Linked DNA regions of Homo sapiens: region 1 is linked to region 2. A link is an interaction called in ENCODE POLR2A ChIA-PET data of the cell type or tissue named here. Cell type or tissue: K562. All regions are shown on one strand. Each heading gives the region's core, and the rest is flanking DNA. Links, peaks and the distances in the headings are about the cores only. Region 1 overlaps TANGO6 (transport and golgi organization 6 homolog). Region 2 overlaps VPS4A (vacuolar protein sorting 4 homolog A).

Evidence for each region. ChIA-PET counts read pairs that join two places held together with the same protein. Peaks named below come from ENCODE experiments on the same cell type or tissue, not always from the same donor. Only the 100,000 strongest peaks of a DNase experiment are listed, where the experiment ranks them.
Region 1: POLR2A ChIA-PET joins it to region 2 with 6 read pairs; 2 of 35 experiments call an interaction of 5 or more read pairs at or near these places.

The regions. Positions count from the first base shown.
Region 1 is chr16:68,859,474-68,870,649 of GRCh38, forward strand. TANGO6 (transport and golgi organization 6 homolog) reads left to right here. Exons shown (of 18, transcript NM_024562.2): 2 at 411-1,051; 3 at 3,472-3,588; 4 at 7,606-7,747. Among named protein-coding and RNA genes, the nearest start is that of TANGO6, 22 kb to the left of the region's middle. RefSeq lists a silencer at 7,288-7,447. In K562, for the core only: no CTCF peak of the experiment used is centred there; no DNase peak of the experiment used is centred there.
Region 2 is chr16:69,316,939-69,328,114 of GRCh38, forward strand. VPS4A (vacuolar protein sorting 4 homolog A) reads left to right here. Exons shown (of 11, transcript NM_013245.3): 4 at 1,712-1,773; 5 at 1,885-2,004; 6 at 2,449-2,605; 7 at 3,203-3,351; 8 at 3,750-3,831; 9 at 4,113-4,332; 10 at 5,622-5,762; 11 at 7,270-10,001. The coding sequence ends at 7,371. It overlaps COG8 (component of oligomeric golgi complex 8), which reads right to left. Exons shown (of 6, transcript NM_032382.5): 6 at 9,490-11,176. It overlaps PDF (peptide deformylase, mitochondrial), which reads right to left. Exons shown (of 2, transcript NM_022341.2): 2 at 9,975-11,176. Among named protein-coding and RNA genes, the nearest start is that of PDF, 8.1 kb to the right of the region's middle. In K562, for the core only: no CTCF peak of the experiment used is centred there; a DNase peak (open chromatin) is centred at 7,444; H3K4me3 peaks cover 81 bases.

The DNA of each region.
Region 1 (11,176 bases), core at 2,232-10,231, 460 kb before region 2:
GCCTTTGTTCTGTTCAGTGCTTTATCCCCAGCACCTAGAACAGCTGGACTGAGTGCATGTTCTATGGTAAATGTTCAGCTTTTATATTTCTGTTCTGGCTACAATTTAAGCCCAGTAAGATGATTAAGACCTGGTCTCTGCCCTAAAAACATGTGGGGAATAGAAACAAACTAGATGAACTGTAACGTTAGTACACTACTCCAATTACATGCAAAGTGCTGTGGGAAGGCAGAAAATGTGGTCTTAAATTCTTCATAGGCTGGGTTGGTACCCCTGGGGGAGGCTTTCCAGAGCCAGTGACAGTGGCGCCCGGCCTGCGAGGATGAACTGGAGTAGGCAGGGCATTCCACAGGGGGAAGTGCAGCTTGTTTTCTATGTGTATAAACTCTCCTTTTTTTCTTCTTCAAAAGGCTCGGGCTCAAGTTCACTACAGGTCACAAAACATGATGTCTTGTTGGCTACTTTAAAATCTAACCTGTCTGCTTTGGAGGACAAGTTTCTGAAGGATCCTCAGTGGAAGAATCTGAAACTCCTAAGAGATGAAATTGCTGATAAGGCAGAATGGCCACAAAACTCTGTGGATGTCACTTGGAGTTTTACCTCTCAAACCTTGTTGTTGCTTTTGTGCTTGAAGGAAACCATGATCCGCCTTGCAGCTAATTTCAATCCAGGTAAACCCAACCCTAGGACTCCGGAAGTTGCTCCTGCCCTGAGCCCCGATGCACTTAGTATCTCACAACAGAAGACTGTCCAGTTCGTTTTGCAGTTTGTAGTTACCTTGGGTATCTGCCCCTATCTCATGCCTGGTGTTGGAGTCCCTTTGAGATATAGAACTGAATTTGGTGCCGTCGTTCAAGACGTGGTGTGTTTTGATGCTGCCCCCGATGCAACTCGAAGACTGTACACCAGCTGCAAGGCCCTTCTGAATGTTGCTCAGCACACATCTCTGGGGAGCTTGATCTTCTGCCACCACTTTGGGGATATCGCAGCAGGTCTGTGCCAACTGGGATTCTGCCCAACCAAAAGAAAACTGCTAACACCTGCAGAAGAGGTAAATATACATTGAGAAAGAGAGAGGGAGAGATTGTGTGTGTATGAATGTGTGTATATATTTGTGGATAGTTGTTATAAAAGGCAACTCTTAGTTCTTCAGAACTGGATATGCCAAAGCATATCCAATGGATAAATGAATCTTTTGGGGGTGGGCGCAAGTTTCATTTATTGGGTTCTCGTCCTTTGCACACCTGTAGAGTCCATTTCACCTGTCCCTTGTCATTTTGGGAAACAGCTATAGCAGGCTGTTTTTCTTTGAGCCTCTGTTTCTTCTTCTATAAAATGTGTATCATAATACCTGCCTCGGAAGGTGGTTGTGAGGATTAAGGATAATGTGTGTCAAGTATCTGGCCCAATCTCTAGTAGTGATAATTCCTACTGATATTAGTATCATGGCTCCCTCATTAAATGCTTGGGAGGGTTAAATGAAATAACACATATAGAGCACCTGGTACACTGCAGAACTCTGTCAATGTTCATTGTTATTATTAGGTGTTAGGGGTATATGCCCATTTTTGCTGTCACTCAGTCCAGTAAGCAGTTGAGCATCCAGACTACAGAAGTTGCTGTGGAGATCATAGACACATAAGACATGGTCCTTTTCTTCAAATAACTCACATGCTGACTGGGGAGATAAGACTTACAGGGATGACGCAGCAGGAAGCACTACCCCCGCCATGAGAGGACCACTGGCATCAGCATAGGCACTGGCCAGCAGAAGCCGTTAAGATGTAAATGTCTCAAGGGTCAGTGCGGCCCCCAGGCGCAGTGATTCCGCAGCCTCCACAGCCAGGTTTCACAATGTTCTCGTTTCTCTGTCACCCGCCTGTGTCATCGTTGTCGTTGTTCCTTTTCTCTTCTCTCTCCTGCCTACATTCATAAACATTTGCCTAAAAGCCACTATCATCCAAGTGTTGGCATGAAATTCTGAGCTCCCTGGGGCCTTTATGTGATAGGAGCAGAGTGCGTCCTCCTTCCGGCAGGGTTATGCGTATTGACACTTCTAGCAGCACCTCCTGCCTGCACTTCCCTGAGGTAGTGTGACCCAGGTTGACAGGTCTTATTACTGTTACTGAGGCTAAACTGTGCCCAGGGATCTCAGGCAGGAGAGAGAAATGAAAAGGGAAACACAGAGAAAGAACCAACTAGGACGGCAAGAGAAGGAGTTGACAGAGGGAAAACATGCTGGGTGTACATTATGAAGCTGGACAAAGTCCCACCAATAGCTGTGTTCTAAGTAGCACCCATACCTCAGTATGTGAAACGGTAATGGGCAGGACCCTGACTGTTTGACCCTGAGCAGTAATCACCAAGGAGAACTGTACTGTTATGGCTCAAGGGTACCCCAAAATTGTACCCCCTCTTTGCTGCCCAAGTTCCAAATGAATTAAAAGAGAGTTAAGAAGAGTAAGAGAGATAAACAATGTTACCTCTATTGCTCATAAAGGCAAAGTTGGAGGATATAGCTTATAGATGGAGACATCTATTTTTTTTTAATTTTTTTTTTATTTTTATTATTATTATTTTTTGAGACGGAGCCTTGCTCTGTCACCTAGGCTGGAGTTCAGTGGCACAATCTTGGCTCACTGCAACCTCCGCCTCCTGGGTTCAAAAGATTCTCCTGCCTCAGCCTCCCGAGTAGCTGGGATTACAGGCATGTGCCACCATATCCAGCTTGCTTACTTACTTATGTATTTATTATTTTTGAGATGGAGGCTTGCTCTGTTGCCCAAGCTGGAGTGCAGTGGTGCAATCTTGACTCACTGTAACCTCCGCCTCCCGGGTTCAGCTTCCTTAGTAGCTGGGATTACAGGCACACACCACCACGCCTGACTAATTTTTGTATTTTTAGTAGAGGCAGGGTTTTGCCATGTTGGCCAGGCTGGTCTCGAACTCCTGACCTCAGGAGATCCGCCCCCCTCGGCCTCCCAAAGTGCTGGGATTACAGGCGTGAGCCACCACGCCTGGCAGGAGACAAAACAGTGCTCTTCAGAATTAGACACTGTCACTACTCACCCATTTTAAGGCGCACTGGAAAACTGCAGCACCTTCTGCAGGGGATATGCCTCTGAAAAATACCCAGCAAGAAAGAGCAGAAGAAAATGTGCAGTCACTGTCAAAAGACAGAAGAGGAATGAGCTGAGAGATGCTTGCCAAAACCAGCCAGTAAGTGAGTTTACTCCATCCTCAGCCGTAAGATCAGTCTCATAACCTGCCCAGAAGTGGAGTGAGCGAGATGGAGAGAGGACCAGGAATGTTTTAATAGTACAGCTTCCCCCATGTGGAAGGAAATCAAGAGAGGATAGAAGCCTTCTTTCCGCTCCTCTCACAAGTATCTCTGTACAGTGTTGTAAAACTTTACCTTCTATTGTCTGCCTGGTTTGAATTCCACTAAAGCCAAGTGCATATTTCTTTTAGGTTCTAACTGAAGAGGAGAGAACCCTATCCAGGGGGGCCTTGAGAGACATGCTGGATCAAGTCTATCAGCCCTTAGCAGTCCGGGAACTGCTTATCCTCCAGGGAGGACCACCCCAGGTACTCAGGCCTAGGGACTCTTGGGGGTGACTCATTAATGATAATGTGTGGTTTGCTGTCTTCTTCTGGAAAATTAAATAACTTTAGTTCCCTGTTTAATGATCTAGTTGAGCCTTTTTTCATCTTTTAGATCATAAAATGATATTTATAAAACTAGATGACGCTGACCCTTAGGATAATTTAAAAGACCTTTTCTCTAATGAAATGATGGACACTTTTCCCAAGAATATTATGATCACTTTTTTTAAGACTTATGGCAATTTTGGCTGGGCACGGTGGCTCACGCCTGTAATCCCAGCACTTTGGGAGGCCGAGGTGGGCGGATCACCTGAGGTCGTGAGTTCGAGACCAGCCTCAACATGGAGAAACCCTGTCTCTACTAACAATACAAAAAAACAATTAGCTGGGTGTGGTGGTGCATGCCTGCAATCCCAGCTACTTGGGAGGCTGAGGCAGGAGAATTGCTTGAACCTGGGAGGCGGAGGTTGCAGTGAGCCGAGATCATGCCATTGCACTCCAGTCTGGGCAACAAGAGTGAAACTCAGTCTCAAAAAAAAGACTTATGGCAATTTTATGTGAGATATATTTTATTCATTCTGAAACTAGATCTTCTCTTTTTTTAACTAAAATTTGCTGTTTGACAAAACATTCTTTTAGCACAACTATCTGGACACTAATTCTTTGAATGGATAATGTATTTGAAGTCAAGAAATTAAAACTAGATATATTATTGGTTCTATTCTTAGTTCCTTTGTTTCAAACATGTAGTAGTATATATTCTGCTAGGGATAAGATAGTTTCTTTGTTTTCTTAAAAATAATGTTTATCTGAGGCCGGGCGTGGTGGCTCACGCCTGTAATCCCAGCACTTTGGGAGGCCAAGGTGGGTGGATCACCTCAGGCCAGGAGTTCGAGACCAGCTTGACCAACATGGAGAAACCCTGTCTCTACGAAAAATACAAAATTAGCCGGGCATGGTGACGCATGCCTGTAATCCCAGCTACTCGGGAGGCTGAGTCAGGAGAATCGCTTGAACACAAGAGGCAGAGGTTGCAGCGAGATGAGATCACGCCATTGCACTCCAGCCTGGGCAACAAGAGCAAAACTCCGTCTCAAAAAAAAAAAAAGTTTATCTGAAATGATTTAATTTGATGATATAGATGGAATTGTCTGTTTGCTTTTAGTACCTACATTTTCGTTATGAATCTAGGTGTGTAAAGAGTGAGGAGCCAGCCAGGCACTGTGGCTCACACCTGTAAACCCAGCACTTTGGCAGGCTGAGGCAGGAGGATCACTTGAGGTCAGGAGTTTGAGGCCAACGTGGGCAACATAGCAAGACCCCTGTCCCTAGAAAAGATAAAAAATAAAAAACTAGCCAAGTGTGGTAGCATGCACCTGTAGTTCCAGCTACTCTGGAAGCTGAGGTGGGAGGATTCCTCAGGCCCAGAAAGTTGAGACTGCAGTGAGCTGTGATCGGGCCACTGCACTTCAGCCTGGGCAACAGAGTGAGATCTTGTCTTTAAAAAAAAAACAAAAGAAAAAGAGCGAGAAGCCAAAGGAATTAGCTGTAGGTCAGGAGCAAGGACCAGCTGAAGCTGGCTACAGAGATATCTCCTAATTGAGTAATTTTCATCTCATCCTTAGAATCTTACTGTAAGCCTTCCATCAGGCCTCTCTGGCATTCAACCCCCGTGTGCAGGTGTTTGAATTTGTAAACCTTTCCATTCTTCAGGTTTCTTACCCATAAGATAGGGATAATTACAATGCCTTCCTTGTAAGTCCCTTTTGAGATTATATGGGAGTTGCTTATGATGTGCCTGGCACACCATAATCCCTCAGTAAATGGTAATAATTCAATAAAAGAGAGAGGACAGGAGAGTTAGGATGAAATATTTCTGTTACTAATTTTGAGGCTTACATACTTAAGTGCAGTGGTGCCGGGCGTGGTGGCTCACCCCTGTAATCCCAGCACTTTGGGAGGCCGAGGCGGGTGGATCACGAGGTCAGGAGTTCAAGACCAGCCTGGCCAAGATGGTGAAACCCTGTCTCTACTAAAAATACAAAAAATTAGCCGGGCGTGGTGGTGTGAGCCTGTAATCCCAGCTACTCTGGAGGTTGAGGCAAAGAATTGCTTGAACCTGGGAGGCGGAGGTTGCAGTGAGCCCAGATCGCGCCACTGCACTCCAGCCTGGGCTACTGAGCGAGACTCCGTCTCAAAAAAAAAAAAAAAAAATGCAATGGTTGACAGCAACATGATCAGTGTTCTAGCCCAAAATAAGGGCTAGAACATTCAAACTGCAGCACCTTCTGCAGGGGATAGGCCTCTGAAAAGTACCCAACAAGAAAAAGCAGAACAAAATATGCACTCACTCTCAAAAGATAGAAGAGGAACTGAGATAGAAGAGCTGAGAGGTGTATGCCAAAACCAGCTAATAAGTGAGTTTACTCCACCCTCAGCAATAAGGGACACCAAGTCTATTTATTCACAGTGGCTCCACAGAACTCCCAGAAAGGGGTCCTTGAAGAAATCCACTATCTTTCTTGCAGATCATACTGGGGCAGGAAAGAAATACAAAAGAAATCCGGCCGGGCGCGGTGGCGCACTTTGGGAGGCTGAGGTGGGTGGATCACAAGGTCAGGAGATCGAGACCATCCTGGCTAACACAGTGAAACCCCATCTCTACTAAAAATACAAAAAAAAAAAAAAAATAGCCTGGCATGGTGGCAGGTGCCTGTAGTCCCAGCTACTCAGGAGGCTGAGGCAGGAGAATGGCGTGAACCCAGGAGGCGGAGGTTGCAGCGAGCCGAGATCGTGCCACTGCTCTCCAGCCTGGGCAACAGAGCAAGACTCCGTCTCAAAAAAAAAAAAGAAATCCAACTCTTTCTTTGAACTGTGTCACAGGAATCAGAGTTGCTAATGCCACAGAGGCAAGGGCTGGAATGCTCCCTCCCTGTTGTGAACTACCCTCTTAGTGGCAAATAACGTTCATAAGAATCTTCCTTGGAAGCTGGATTTGTTTGTCAGAGCTACATTCAGAGATTGTTTGCATTAACTTTGTGTTCCGAAGATCTACATTTTAATTGCTGATGCGTTTGTCTGTTTCTGAGTTTGAAATTTCATTGATTTTTCACTTTCACTGTTTTTTACTTTCTTAAAAGTAATGCAGAAGAAGGTTTTGTAAAGTTTTTTTTTTTTTTAAGGAAAAAATGTTGCTCTTTTGAAGTCTGTATAGCACACTGTTAATTGTCAGTATGACTCAGGACTTTTAAAAAATAATGTCGGCCGGGCGCGGTGGCTCACGCCTGTAATCCCAGCACTTTGGGAGGCCGAGGCGGGTGGATCATGAGGTCAGGAGATCGAGACCATCCTGGCTAACAAGGTGAAACCCCATCTCTACTAAAAATACAAAAAATTAGCCGGGCGCGGTGGCGGGCGCCTGTAGTCCCAGCTACTCGGGAGGCTGAGGCAGGAGAATGGCGTGAACCCGGGAAGCGGAGCTTGCAGTGAGCCGAGATTGCGCCACTGCAGTCCGCAGTCCGGCCTGGGCGACAGAGCAAGACTCCGTCTCAAAAAAAAAAAAAAAAGTAATGTCTAGCTGGGCACGGTGGCTCACGCCTGTAATCCCAGAACTTTGGGACGCTGAGGTGGGTGGATCACCTGAGGTCAGGAGTTCGAGACCGGCCTGGCTAACATGGTGAAACCCCATCTCTACTAAAAATACAAAAAGTACCCAGGCATAGTGGCACGTGCCTGTAATCTCAGTGACTCAGGAGGCTGAAGCAGGAGAATCGCTTGAACCCGGGAGGTGGAGGTTGCAGTGAGCCGAGATTTTGCCACTGCACTCCTGCCTGGGTGAAGAGTGAAACTCCATCTCTAAATAAATAAATAAGTCTGCATATCATAGCTATTTCTCCTTTTTTTTTTTTTTTTTTTTTTTTTACAGGCATGAGCCACTACGCCCGGCCATCATATCTATTTCAGTGACATTCAGAATTCACACCTTCTTCTTTTTCTCAGTCCTGCACAGATGTGAAGACACAGATGAGGTGTCGGGCCCCAGCTTGGCTTCGGCGTCTATGTGGACAGCTGCTCTCTGAAAGGTTAATGAGACCTAATGGTGTTCAGGCAGTAGTCCGGGGCATTTTGGAAGGAGCAGGTGGTAAGAAATAAAATGTTGCTGTGACTTTGGTATCTGTTTTCCTTTGAGTCAGAGTCTGAGGTGAATTATTGGTCTTTAGTATTTACCTTTAAAACCTGACTGAAACTAAACTCCATCCTTGCAGGGATTGAACAGGTTAAACTTAGAGGCCGTTAATGAGCTTCTTTTCCAAAGAAACTAATTCTCTTGCTCTTTTCCTAAAACACTTGTGATACACTGCCTATTTTATTGAACAATATTGTAAGCCATTTCAAATAATTTATACTATCTGGGGAAAACATTACACAGAAAATTGAAGTAAAAACCCTAAAGTAAATGTTAAATAAAGCTAGGTGTGGGCCGGGCGCGGTGGCTCACGCCTGTAATCCCAGCACTTTGGGAGGCCAAAGCAGGTGGATCACTTAAAGTCAGGAGTTCAAGACCAGCCTGGCCAACATGGTGAATCCCCGTCTCTACTAAAATACAAAAATTAGCCTGGCATGGCGGCGGGCGCCTAACCCCAGCTACTTGGGAGGCTGAGGCAGGAGAATCATTTGAACTTTGGAGGTGGAGGTTGCAGTGAGCCAAGATCGTGCCACTGCACCCCAGCCTAGGTGACAGAATGAGACTTTGTCTCAATAATCATAATAATAATAATAAAGCCAGGTGTGGTGGCTCACACCTGTAATCCCAGCACTTTGGGAGGCTGAGGCAGAAGGACTGTCTGAGGCCAGGAGTTCAAGACCAGCCTGGGCCACATAGCAAGACTCTGTTTCTACAAAAAAAAAAAAAAAAATAGCCAGGTATGGTGGTGCCCGCCTATGGTCCCAGCTACTTGGGAGGCTAAGGCAGGAGGATCACTTGAGCCCAGGAGTTCGAGGCTATAGTGAGCCATGATCATGGCACTGCATTCCAGCCTGGACAAAAAAAGCAAGACCTTGTCTCAAAAAAAAAAAAAAAAAGTTAAATGTAAAATAATTTTCTTGAAGCCAGAAATACCTTTGAGATGCAAACTTTGGGATGAAGTTTTAGAGTCATTTCCCTAATTATATTATCTAAGTTCTCATTAATAGGAAAAAAGTTAATGCTAAGCATGGTAGTAGTTTTTAATTTATGTTTTTTATTTTTTAGAGAAAATTAGACATGTACATCATTTAAAGTCAAATAGTTCTCTGAGACTTATAGTGAAAAATAGCAGTCCTCGGCATCATTCCAATCCATTTCCCATTTCTAGAAGCAACTGCTTTGAACTCTTTCAGTGAGTTTTTTCTGGTATTTACCTCTATATTTCTATTTTTTTTTTTTTTTTTTTTTTTGAGACAGAGTCTCGCTCTTTCACCCAGGCTAGAGCGCAGTGGCGTGATCTTGGCTCATTGCAACCTCCACCTCCCGGGTTCACTCCATTCTTCTGCCTCAGCCTCCTGAGTAGCTGGGACTAAAGGCGCCTGCCACCACGCCCAGCTAATTTTTTGTATTTTTAGTACAGATGGGGTTTCACTGTGTTAGTCAGGATGGTCTTGATCTTCTGACCTCGTGATCCACCCACCTCGGCCTCCCAAAGTGCTGGGATTACAGGCATGATCCTGGCCATTTACTTCTATATTTCTAACTAATATATGGGAATTCATAATTTTTTCAGTTTCAGGCATCATGTATCTACCTCTCACCATGTGTGGAAGAGGATCTTGTTCTCTTTCATAACACTGCCATCATTCCCCCAAGTACATTTTTATTTTCACATCTCCGTAATATATTTATATCTCAGTTTTGGTTAGATCAATATTCAGTGTTTATATTAGTGTAACTCTGTGATTATTATTTACAGCTGATCTATATTGTATATTATGATTACTTTCTTTTTTTACATAATCTTTTGTACTTCCTGGAGTTAATCTTTTTTTTGTACATCTGATTAGTTTTCTATGTGCTTATCACTAATCTTTTCTCAAGCTGTCCCTCTTTTGTTTAAATCTCCTTTTAATACACTGAAAAACATCAAATAGGCTGGGCATGGTGGCTCATGCCTATAATCCCAACACTTTGGGAGGCCAAGGCAGGTGGATAGTTTGAGCTCAGGAGACCAGCCTGGGCAACATGGGGAAACCCCATCTCTACCAAAAATACAAAAATTAGCTGGGTGTGGTGGTGCGCACCTATGGTTCCAGCTACTGAGGTGGCTGAGGCAGGAGGATTGCTGGAGCCCTGGAATTTGTGGCTTTAGTGAGCCATGATCACACCACTGCACTCCAGCCTGGGTGGGAGAGCGATATCCTGTGTCAAACAAACAAACAAACAAAAACCCACCAGATATTCTATCAGTTTTATCTTCTTGGAAACATCTTTCTCTGGGTCTTCTGACTTGCTTTACTCAATCCTGGTTACCTTCTACTCAGCTGCCATCCAAGGATCCCCTTCACTTTTATCCTGGTGAACACTTTGCCTTTTTTGTGTGTTCAGTCTCTTATCTCCCTTATCCCCTGCCTGTTAGTTTCCTATTGTTACTGCAACAACTTACCACAAACTTAGTGGCTTTTTTTATGGAAATGGCATTTAAACTGAGCCCTGAAGGCTGAGTTGGAATTAACTAGCTGAAGAGAGAGGGAAGATAGTTATAGGCAGAGAGAGTAGCATGTATGAGGAACTGAAGTAGAAATGAGCATAGTGCTTCTGAGGAAATCTCCACGTGGGTAGAGTAGTGAGGGCAGAGTGCAGGTAGAGTGGTGCGCAGTGAGTGGGGATGGTGGCTGGGGGCCACCTCAGGGAGGCCTGATAGGCTGAGTTCAGGATGTTGAACTTTATTCTGAGGGAGATGCGAAACGATTAACAGTTTTAAGAAAGAGAGAACATGATCAAATCTGCAGTTTAGAAATATCTATCTGGAGGTATTGTGAAGAATGGATTGGGTAAGAGCAGAAGCAGGGAGATCAGTTAAAAGGCAGACATCTGAGGAATCACGGAGGCTTGGATTAATGCAGTGGTCATGGAAATGGAGAGAAATGAATGGGTTTGAGAGATATTTAAGGAGGAGAGTTGCCAAAACTTAACGAAGGGCTGGATATGTGGGGAAGAAGGAAGAGAGCTAGAAGAATAAATCTTGACTTCATTTCTGGCATAATGTACCTTGGTCCCATCAGACAAAAGTGAGGTCAGTGTGGTTGGCAGACGTTGGTAGATTTGGTCTAGAGTGGCTATAATATTGCCTCCCCTCAGTTCTCCCCACAGTGGCTTCTAGGGCCAATGAAATAACAAATGATCAGTTACCCATAAGAAGTTGTCCCTTACAAACAGGTCTTTGCATCTTCCTTTTCCAAGAAGGGTTAGACCTCACTTAAGGGCATGCAGATTTGAGAGCTACTATAAGAAAATCAGAACCCTCTTTTTCCTATGAGTTCCCCCAACTTGTGCATGTATATATTTGTTGTTATCTATTCATACCTTGTTTCTTTCCCA
Region 2 (11,176 bases), core at 2,801-10,800:
ACAGCCTCTCACCTCAGGTACTGGGTTCGCCCACCACGGTGATCCCAGTCATATGAACACAAATGCTGGTGGTATCTCGGAGGCGTGGGAGGGGAAGTGAGGGGGTCCCCCAGGCAGGAGAGGGGTGGGTGGTGTCAGCTGCCTCACCAGAGGCGAGGCCTCCTCCTGGATGGAGGGTCTGCACCACGTTCCCATCCGCAGAGGGAGAGGTCTGGCGAGGCAGGGGTGGAGGCCAGGGATCTCCAATAAGGATTAAATCAAGTTTTGAGGATGACAGATTCCATCCAGGGAGGAAGTAGCCCTGGGGTGACAGTGGCTGCGTTCTCCCCAGGAGTTCCCTTTCGATTTCGGTTTTGCTTTCTCCTCTGTCCTTCGGCAGTGGCTGCTTTGGAGTCAGGGGCACATGCTGTCCCTGAGTCTCTACAAAAAGCTTCTGGTGCGGGGCATGGTGGCTCACACCTGTAATCCCAGCACTTTGGGAGGCCAACGCGGGCAGATCACTTGAGGTCAGGATTTCAAAACCAGCCTGGCCAACATGGTGAATCCCGTCTCTATTAAAAATACAAAAAAATAGGCCGGGCGCGGTGGCTCACGCCTGTAATCCCAGCACTTTGGGAAGCCGAGGCGGGCGGATCACGAGGTCAGGAGATTGAGACCATCCTGGCTAACACGGTGAAACCCCGTCTCCACTAAAAATACAAAATATTAGCCGGGCGTGGTGGCGGGCACCTGTAGTCCCAGCTACTCAGGAGGCTGAGGCAGGAGAATGGCGTGAACCCGGGAGGCGGAGCTTGCAGTGAGCCGAGATCGAGCCACTACACTCCAGCCTGGGCGACTGAGTGCGACTCTGTCTTAAAAAAAAAATTAGCCAGGCATTGTGGCATGTGCCTGTAATCCCAGCTACTCGGGAGGCTGACGCCAGAGAATTCAGAGAATTACTTGAACCCGGGAGGCGGAGATTGCAGTGAGCTGAGATGGAGATTGTGCCATCGCACTCCAACCTGGGCACCATCTCAAAAAAAAAAAAAAAAAAAAAAGAAGCTTCTGGCAGCTGCATTGTTTGACTGGCTTTTTTTTTTTTTTTTCCCCCAGACAGGGCTTCACTGTCTCCCAGGCTGGAGTGCAGTGGTGCGATCTTGGTTAACTGCAACCTCTGCCTCCCAAGTAGCTGGCACCATAGGTGCGTGCCACCATGCTTGGCTAATTTTGTGTTTTTTGTAGAGACAAGATCTCGCTGTTTCCCAGGCTGGTCTCAAACTCCTGGGCTCAAGCGATCCTCCCGCCTCAGCCTCCCAGAGTGCTGGGATTACAGGGGTGAGCCACCGCACCCAGCCTGGGCTGTGAGAGCCACTGCAGGTGGCCTCCCAGAGTATGAGGTGTGAGTCACCGCACCTGGCCTGGGCTGCTCTTTAAGTCCAGCTGAAGCACATTTCCCTTACGGCCTTCAGGAGAGGGCCGACCCGGATTCCCATCTGCTCCGCGAAGAAACAGGGCGGGTTATAGGAGTGTTTGCTGGGGGGGTCCTGAAGTGAGCTGCTGAGAGCATTGGCCCAAATGTCCCTGAAGTACTTGCTTGAGTCACACGGCACTGTTAAGCCAGGAAGGCTTCGTTCCTTAACCAGTGTGCAGGCAGCGGAGCCTGGACTTGCTGGGAGCACCTCTGTGCTCCAGGCTGAAGGGCCAGCTTGTGACTTTCCGTCTCCCTTCCCAGCAGTGACAGTGACAGTGAAGGGGATAATCCGGAGAAAAAGAAACTGCAAGAACAGCTGATGGGTAAGTGGCTCGCGGCCCTGTGGCAGCGGCAGGGGATGAGAGTGGGTCCGCTGCTGGGTTGGCTCATGCCCCTTGGCCGGGCCCGGGCCCGGGCCGGCCTCCCTCTCGCAGGTGCCGTCGTGATGGAGAAGCCCAACATACGGTGGAACGACGTGGCCGGGCTGGAGGGGGCCAAGGAGGCCCTCAAAGAAGCTGTCATTTTGCCAATCAAATTCCCACACTTGTTCACAGGTGAGAGTTGAGCCATTTCAAACCCCAATGTAAAAATTCCAGGCTTCCGCAGGGCTGGCACTCCGAGGCACCCGGGAGTCAGTGGCGACTCAGCCCCCGGGGCCTGCAGAGGGCCAGGCCTGGCTGCTCGCTGGTGTCCACAACACTGCTGTGGCTGGAGCTATGAGATGACGATCACGTCACAGGGTGGGGGCAGGATCAGGAAGCAGTGCCAGCCGGTGTCACTGTGCAAGGTCATGGGGTCATAGCAGGGGCACTGTGCAAGGTCATGGGGTCATAGCACAGGGCACAGCAGGGAATGTAGCTCCCATCACTTGTTTGCCAGTAGAGTCCGTTGTTTCACAGAATGCCCTGTTTTACTGTATGTATGGGACTCGAGACCCTCTGCTTTTCCTATTCCTTTCCCCAGTCAGGAGGCCTAACTTCTGTGGTTCTCTGTTGCAGGCAAGCGCACCCCCTGGCGGGGGATTCTGCTGTTCGGACCCCCTGGCACAGGGAAATCCTACCTGGCCAAAGCCGTGGCAACAGAGGCCAACAACTCCACCTTCTTCTCTGTGTCCTCCTCAGATCTGATGTCCAAGTGGCTGGGGGAGAGTGAAAAGTAAGTCGGCCACCAGGCCATGCTCTGCCAGCAGCCCCGGCACTGCTAGTGACCCAGCGGCCCACCCTGTGGAGTCACCTCTCAGAGGAGTGGTTTGGTTTTCAGGGAGGGTACCCAAGAGCAGTGTGTCGCTAGCTTATCGGCTGGGACACAGTCCCAACAAAGACAAGTGAAGGTGGAAGGGACCTGGGAGAGGTGAAGTGCTCCACAAGAGAAGGGAAAGGAAGTGAGGATATTTTTGGGGTCTGGGTTGCGGTCCCTGTTGGGGCAGTGTGTGGGGGACATGGTTCCCCACACTGACTCCTGTTTTGCGTGTGATGAGACGGGCTCGGAAGAAGGGGACTGACGTGTTGTAAGTGCAGAGCTAGCGCATGGGGCTCCTGGGATTGAGGCTCTGCGTTTGGGGCTGACACCAAGGTGTGCTCCTCCTCTTGGTGCAGTGTGGCCCGAGGGCTCCTCACCACCACGTTTTCCGCAATTCCGGCATGACCGTGGCCTGCGCCTCCCTGTGGGAAGGGTGAGAAGAGGGAAGTGCCGGGAGCCCAGGCGGGCACGGACGTGAACGTCTTGTCCTCACCCCCTTTCTCACCTTCACAGGCTGGTCAAGAACCTGTTTGAGCTGGCCAGGCAGCACAAGCCCTCCATCATCTTCATCGATGAGGTGGATTCCCTCTGCGGGTCCCGAAATGAAAATGAGAGTGAGGCCGCCCGGAGGATCAAAACGGAGTTCTTGGTCCAGATGCAGGGTGTGTGCCGGGCCCAGGGCCCCCTTGGTTCTTGTTGCACCTGAAGCCAACCCTGGGCTTTATTCTGAGCTGCGGCTGGATTTGGTTGTTCTCAGCCTCGGAGAGGCACTCCCCAGCTCCAGCCCCTCAGGGCACGGGTGGACTTCAATTCCCAAGAGGTGCCTGAGGCCTCTGCCTCACGGGCCACTCCACCCCTCCCATGGCAGGCAGTGCCATAGGTCTCACCTGGCACAGCCAGACCAAGATGTGGTTTAATCTCACTTGGGACCCTGCCAGTGGTGGGTGGCACAGGGATGGCTTCAATTGCTGACACACAAAGCCCCCGGGGTCTGTCCCCAGGTTTCAACTGACCCGTGCAGGTGTCCAGAGTCTGAGTCTTTGTCTCCCTTTCTCCACAGGGGTGGGGAATAACAATGATGGGACTCTGGTTCTTGGAGCCACAAACATCCCATGGGTGTTGGATTCGGCCATCAGGAGGAGGTGAGTCTTCCCCAGGAGAAGCCAGGGCTGGAGGCTTCCTCCCACCATGGTCACGGTCCGCCTGCTGCTGGCAGCCCGGGTGCAGCCTGGCCCCTTTTCCCTGGAGTCTTCCCGTCTGCCTGCCAAGCAGAGCCCTTTGTGAGGCTGGCTTGTTGAGGATGTGCCGCCAGCATCACTGGCCCATGAAATGCGTCCGTTTCACTCAAATCTTCGTGCCTCCCCTTCCGTGAATACCATTCCATCATCCGCTGTCAACTCCTGCCGTGTGCTGGGCTCTCTAGGTTTGAAAAACGAATTTATATCCCCTTGCCGGAGGAAGCTGCCCGCGCCCAGATGTTCCGGTTGCATCTCGGGAGCACTCCCCACAACCTCACGGATGCAAACATCCACGAGCTGGCCCGGAAGACGGAAGGCTACTCGGGCGCGGACATCAGCATCATCGTGCGGGACTCTCTCATGCAGCCCGTGAGGAAGGTGCAGTCGGCCACACACTTCAAAAAGGTGAGTGCCCGCGGCCACTGCTGAGAAAAATCTCATAGTAAGAGCGGGATGTTCGGTTTTTTTTTTCCCAGCTCCTGGTCCTGCTCCCCGGCTGCTCAGGTGACACAGTCTCTGAGGCCTCCTGGAGAGCCGAGGGCCAGTGCCATGGGGGCTGCACCCACTGTCCCCTCCCTGCAGCTCTTCTGGAGTGTGGCCATCTCAGGGTGTGTGAAAGCAGAGGACAGGGCCACTTTACTGTCTTAACCCTGCTGCGGCCTCCTCCGTCAGCACTGTGTGCTCTTGTGCGGGGTGGACACCAAATCAGTGTTTGGAAAGTGTTGGATATAAAATGACCAGGAAGACCTGTCTATTCATTCAGCAGATCTCTGCTGAGTATTTGCTGTGGGTCCTCCTGTGTGCCCGGCCCTGTCCTAAGTGCTGGGAAGATATGAGTGACCAACAGACAAAAATCCTAGACCTTCCGTTGTTGGTGGGGAGACAGTCAACACAGTCAGTGAGTGTCTCAGAGGATGGAGATGGAGCAGGGTTAGGAGAGAGGTGTCTCGGGCATGGAGGGAAGGGCAGATGGCACTGGGGTGATGCCTGAGACAGGAGGTGAAGGTGTGAGGGAATGAGCCTTGTGGACATTGGGGGAATGTTTTGCCAAGGCAGCGGACTTCAGTTGGAAAACCACTTTGTGTTAATCTATTTTCATGCTGCTGATAAAGACATACCCGAGACTGGGAAGAAAAAGAGGTTTAATTGGCCTTACAGTTCCACATGGCTAGGGAGGCCTCAGAATCATGGTAGGAGACCAAAGGCACTTCTTACATGCTGGTGGCAAGAGAAAATGAAGAAACAAAAGTGGAAACCCCTGATAAACCCATCAGATCTCGTGAGACTTCACCATCACGAGAATAGCACGGGAAAGACCAGCCCCCATGATTCAGTTACCTCCCCCTGGGTCCCTCCCACAACATGTGGGAATTCTGGGAGATAGATACAGTTCAAGTTGAAATGTGGGTGGGGGCACAGCTAAACCATATCACACTTTTAATGTCACTGTATTCCTGGTGAGACGTGACAGTGTTAATGAGGAAGACATCAAGGCATTGGGGCTACAGATTGCCAGAGTCCCATGCAAATCATGAGTCGCTCGGACCACCCAGCCCGAGTTCTGAAGGAGCCCGTCCTCCTCAGATGCTAGGGACCCACAGAGCATTCTCTTTGGGACTTCCTTAGAGACCGGAGGGGTCGAGCCCCTCTGACACTGAGGGGCAGCTGCCCCAGTCAGATCCATTTGGTTTCAGGTCTGTGGCCCCTCTCGCACCAACCCCAGCATGATGATTGATGACCTCCTGACTCCATGCTCACCAGGGGACCCAGGAGCCATGGAGATGACTTGGATGGATGTCCCTGGGGACAAACTCTTAGAGCCTGTGGTTTGCATGGTAAGTGACTTGACAGGGGAGGGAAGAGGGCTGCACAGAGCCCAGAAAATTGAGGGTTTGGGTCCAGAATAAAAACGGTCTTCTCCAGGCCAGGCATGGTAGCTCACGCCTGTAATCCCAGCACTTTGGGAGGCCAGGGTGGGCAGATCACAAGGTTAGGAGTTCGAGACCAGCCTAGCCAATATGGAGAAACCCTGTCTCTACTAAAAATACAAAAATTAGCCGGGTGTGGTGGTGTGCACTTGTAGTCCCAGCTACTCAGGAGGCTGAGGCAGAAGGATCGCTTGAAGCCGGGAGGCAGAGGTTGCAGTGAGCAGAGATTGGGCCACTGCACTCCAGCCTGGGTGACAGAGTGAGACTCCGTCTCAAAAATAAAAAATAGTCTTCTTCTATGTCCTGGGCTGTTGAGAATGGCCTTTGTAGCTCAGGGAAGCTGGCATTACACTCACTGGGGGCCCAGAATGCAGGTGGCAGCATTAGCATTTTGTACATACAGAGAAAGGCTAGATGCAGTGGTGCAGTGATAGCTCACTGCAGGCTTGACCTCACGAGCTCACACAATCTTCTGACCTCAGCCTCCTGAGTAGCAACAGGCACACACCATCATGCCCAGCTAATTTTTCCTTTTTTTTTTAGAAACGGCCTCACAGTGTTGCCCAGGCCAGTCTGAAACTGCTGGGCTCAAGTGATCCTCTCAGCGTGGCCTCCCAAAGTGCTGGGATTACAAGCATGAGCTGAGCCACCACACCTAGCCTGCATTTTATATTCTTTAGCAAGTAAAGTCAGGTCCAGATAATATGACGTCAATCCATGGGTTTGGCTTTGCGGTGCAGTGAGGCAGTGAATGTGTCAAGACTGTGACGCAGTTGCAAAGGCAGCGCCTCACCTGCATAGCCTGGCCCGTGCCATCCTGGCAAGGGTCTGCCCTTGTGGCTGGTGTTGGGGGTGTGCAGCTAAGAAGGCTCCTGGCCGGGCGCCGTGGCTCCCGCCTGTAATCCCAGCACTTCGGGAGGCCGAGGCGGGCAGATCGCCTGAGGTCAGGAGTTCAAGAGCAGCCTGGCCAACATAGTGAAACCCCGTCTCTGCTAAAAATACAAAAATCAGCCATGTGTGGTGGCACGTGCCTGTAGTCCCAGCTATTTGGGAGGCTGAGGCAGGAGAGTCACTTGAACCGAGGAGGTGGAGGTTGCGGTGAGCCGAGATCATGCCACTGCACTCCAGCCTGGGTGACAGACTCCGTCTCCAAAAAAAAAAAAAAAAAAAAAGAAAGCAAGTTCGTAAGGGGAGTTATGAGATGATGGAGCTTAGATTCTCAGACCAGGAGGAGGCCCATCTGAGCTGCCTCGAGAGGGAAGAGGGTCCCTGCCATAGGCAGATTCAAGCAGGCCTCTGGGGTGGCCTTGAAGGCAAACCTCTTCCCACCCTCAGCTGCGCCTGTTGTGTGCTGAGGGGAGGTTGGGGACCTGGAGCCTGGCTCCTGCTCAGGCACATACTGTTGCCTTCACAGTCGGACATGCTGCGGTCTCTGGCCACCACCCGGCCCACGGTGAATGCAGACGACCTCCTGAAAGTGAAGAAATTCTCAGAGGACTTTGGGCAAGAGAGTTAAAAGCTGCTTCACTTGGGCAATGGTGAAGGTGGGAGGTTGATTGGGGCAAATCCAGGCACTCCCCATGTCAACAGCCAGACAGGGCTCCAGGGCTTGTCCCAGTCAATACAGAGTTCCCTCTGCTGTCTGGCCGTCTGCCAGGGAGCCAGAAGGAAGGGCCTTGCAGCCACAGAGACACTCCACTGCCCTGGGGCACACAGTGGACACTGCTCTTCCTACTTCCTCCTCTCCTGGATGCTCATCAGCTCCTTCTGCCTCCCCCCCTTTTTTTTCCATCTTTTGTTCCCCTAAATTAATGCTGCTTGGATTTTCATCTTATTTATAAAGATAAAATCACCTGGAAGTGTCAAGGAGTGGGGCGGGGTGGCGGGGGAGAAGCAGCCGTGCTGCCAGGTCACCCAGACCTCCAGACAGCCGGCTAGCCCCACTGCCCGTTCCTTTTACGCCCAAGTTTTGCTCCTTGAGAGCAGATTGGCTGATGCCCCTGCAACCCCAGCCCAAGCTCTGCCTCAAAGACCGAGTGACATAAGCCATTCCCACCCTCCTAGGTTCACATCCAGGGCTGTGTCTTCCTTGGGGGAGGAGATGGTGTCGTTTAGATCAGGGTAAGGCAGTCAGGCGGGTGTTCACCACTGCCTTTTCTTCCTCTGAGCGTGAGAACACTGAACCCAGCCACTGCCCCTGGGTCCCTGTCCTGGAAATGGTCTAATAAATCCTTTTCCCTTCTTGAGCTACCCAAGTGATCTCATCTTTCCTTGACTCTTAACTGAGACTCTGAAGGGCCACCCTTGCTTCCAATTAAAAGACCCTCTGGTTTTCTGTCTCCTCTCTTTTCTAAAGCAGAGCAGGAAACAGAACACTGCAGTTCTTAGGCCTGTTCTCCAGTCAGGTGTGCAAGGCCTCCTCCCCTTAAGGCCTCAGAAGTTTGGCTGGGGATGTTTGTGGGATCCAGACAGTTCTTGCCGTTGTTCGGCCTACAGATCAGAGACTGCAAAGTGGGAGCCCTGCGTACCAGACCCGTCCTGCAGCTGTGTTTGTTTGGTTTGGTCTGCCGCTAACATTTAAAAGTCGAGAGTTGCTGGGCGCGGTGGCTCACGCCTGTAATCCCAGCACTTTGGGCCGCTAACATTTAAAAGTCGAGAGTTGCTGGGCGCGGTGGCTCACGCCTGTAATCCCAGCACTTTGGGAGGCCGACGCGGGCGGATCACAAGGTCAGGAAATCGAGAACATCCTGGCTAACACAGTGAAACCCCGTCTCACTAAAAATAAAAAAATTAGCCGGGCGTGGTGGTGGGCGCCTGCAGTCCCAGCTACTTGGGAGGCTGAGGCAGGAGAATGGCGTGAACCCGGGGGACGGAGCTTGCAGTGAGCCGAGATCGCGCCACTGCACTCCAGCCTGGGCGACAGAGCAAGACTCTGTCTCAAAAAAAAAAAAAAAGTCGAGAGTTGACATAAAAATTCAGAATTCTGACTTCTAGAAGATTAAATTAGGTAATGTTGGGCCTGCGTCCTCATGGGGCAGCCTGTCAGCGGCCACTAAGTAGAGGCTGCTCTGTACAGAAGGGGTCCCCCATCCCCACTCATCTGTGTTGCCTGCCCAGATAGCCCCATGGCCATTTCAGTTTGCGACCCCCAACAGACCAAGGACCCAGAGCTGGCAGCCCTGGACCCACGTCCGGCAGGCAGTGAAGCTGCAGAGGCTGTCCCACGTTTACCCCATGCATATAAACAGACCAAAGTCAAAGCACATTCACACAGAAAGACCTGGCCTAGTAAATGAAGCTTATAGCCTGCAAAGGGCTTTGTTCCAACCTTCCCTCTCCAAAACCCAGTACTGCTCCTCTACCTTTCAAACCTGGTTGGGCCAGAACTGATTACATGGCCAACTCTTGGCTCACACTGGGCTTGCACTGGGCCATTTCTTTGCTCTGGTTCAGAGCCTCTGCAGAAGTGAGCTAACTTTGGATCAGTAGCTCCAACACTTGGCTCCAGTGCTGGCAGGTTACCCCTCAACCATAGCAGCTGGGATCTTTGTGGCTTGGGGGTGCTTGTGTAAGTTCTTGGTTATGTGCCCTCAGCCACCAGGATATGAACCGTGTCTGCAGAGCTTCACTTTAGTGAGCTTACAAGTTTTTAAATTTTTACTTCTAGTTACATTTACTTGAATCAGAACGTTGTTTCCTCATTCCTACTGCTTAAACACCTTGACAAGTCCTAGGGGTTAACAAAGGTTAGCATGGCTATGGTCCATCCCTGTGCTCTAGTTAGAGCGTGAAGACACCTGACTTTCCAGTTGTCTCTCTCCATGACCAGCAACAGGAACCACTGACGCTGAACTTTGGACAGTGGCCTCAGACTCTGGCTGCCAGCACACAACCTGCCATCATCGATGTTAAACATGCTGACATGTGCAGAGGAGTTTCCTCCCTGAAATGCTCTGAAATTCACTTCTCTGCCTGGGGATTCTGTTATAAACCTTCTGCCTACATTGGCTTTCACTGTGGAAGTTGATTTCTAAAACTCTGATGAGCTCACAACGTTGACATGTATATGCGTTTTTTGTGAGTGCTTCCTGCTCAAAGTGGGAGAGATTTTACTGGAAATGCAATAAAGTTTGCATTTTATTGCTACCGATGCCCACCACAAAAGCGTTAACCTCAGAAAGCTATAAGAAGCATCAAAAGATTGCCATAGCCCCCTGTAAGAGCTTCTGAACATTGTCCAAATGAAAGGAGGCTCAGCTGAATTCTAATTTTCCTAAAGACCCATGTTTTTAGCATCTATGAGCTTTCTACAAATCTCCCCATTGGCTGCATCTCTGACCTTGCACCAGTATCTGGTTGGGATTCCCTTTTTTTTTTTTTTTTTTTTTTTTTGAGACAGAGCCTTGGTCTGTCGCCCAGGCTGGAGTACAGTGGCGAGATCTCAGCCCACTGCAACCTCTGCCTCCCAGGTTTGAGCGATTCTCCCGCCTCAGCCTCCCAAGTAGCTGTGATTACAGGCGCCTACCAGCACACCCAGCTAATTTTCATATTTTTAGTAGAAACAGTGTTTCGCCATGTTGGCCAGGCTGGTCTTGAACTCCTGACCTCAGGTGATCTGCCTGCCTTGACCTCCCAAAGTGCTGGGATTACAGGCATGAGCCACCAAGCCTGGCCGGGATTCCTTTTCAAAGTCTGGCTGCACCTAGAGCCAGTTTGCTTCTGCTTGGCCTCATGGGGCCTCAGAGAAAGCCACAAAGGAGGATGGGTCTTTCCTGGGTTCATTTAACTGCCATTTATAACACTTTTTCCTCTAAACAGCTTAATGGACTTCCTACTACTTGTATAGTTTGATTTTCAGGACTCTGTTCAGCAAGAATACCTACTTTACAAAACTCAGCATAAAAATGAGGTGAAACAGTTTAACTAAAACTGGAGTTTGGCTGGGTAGTGTGGCTCACAACTGATCCCAGCACTTTGGGAGGCCGAGGCAGGAGGATTGCCTGAGACCAGGAATTTGAGGCCAGCCTGGGCAACATAGTAAGACCCCCGTCTCTATCTTAAAAAAAAAATAAAAGAATAAAACAAGTTCCTTCACCTCTTGACAAGACAAAGCTGACACTTTTTTTTTTTGAGACAGAGAAAAAAAGAAAACTCTACAGCCAGAATCATACTTTTGAGTCTCGCTCTGTCGCCCAGGCTGGATGGAGTGCAGTGGCGTGATCTCAGCTCACTGTAACCTCCGCCTCCTGGGTTCAAGTAATTCTCTGCCTTGGCTTCACGAGTAGCTGGGATTACAGGTGCTCGCCACCACGCCCGGCTAA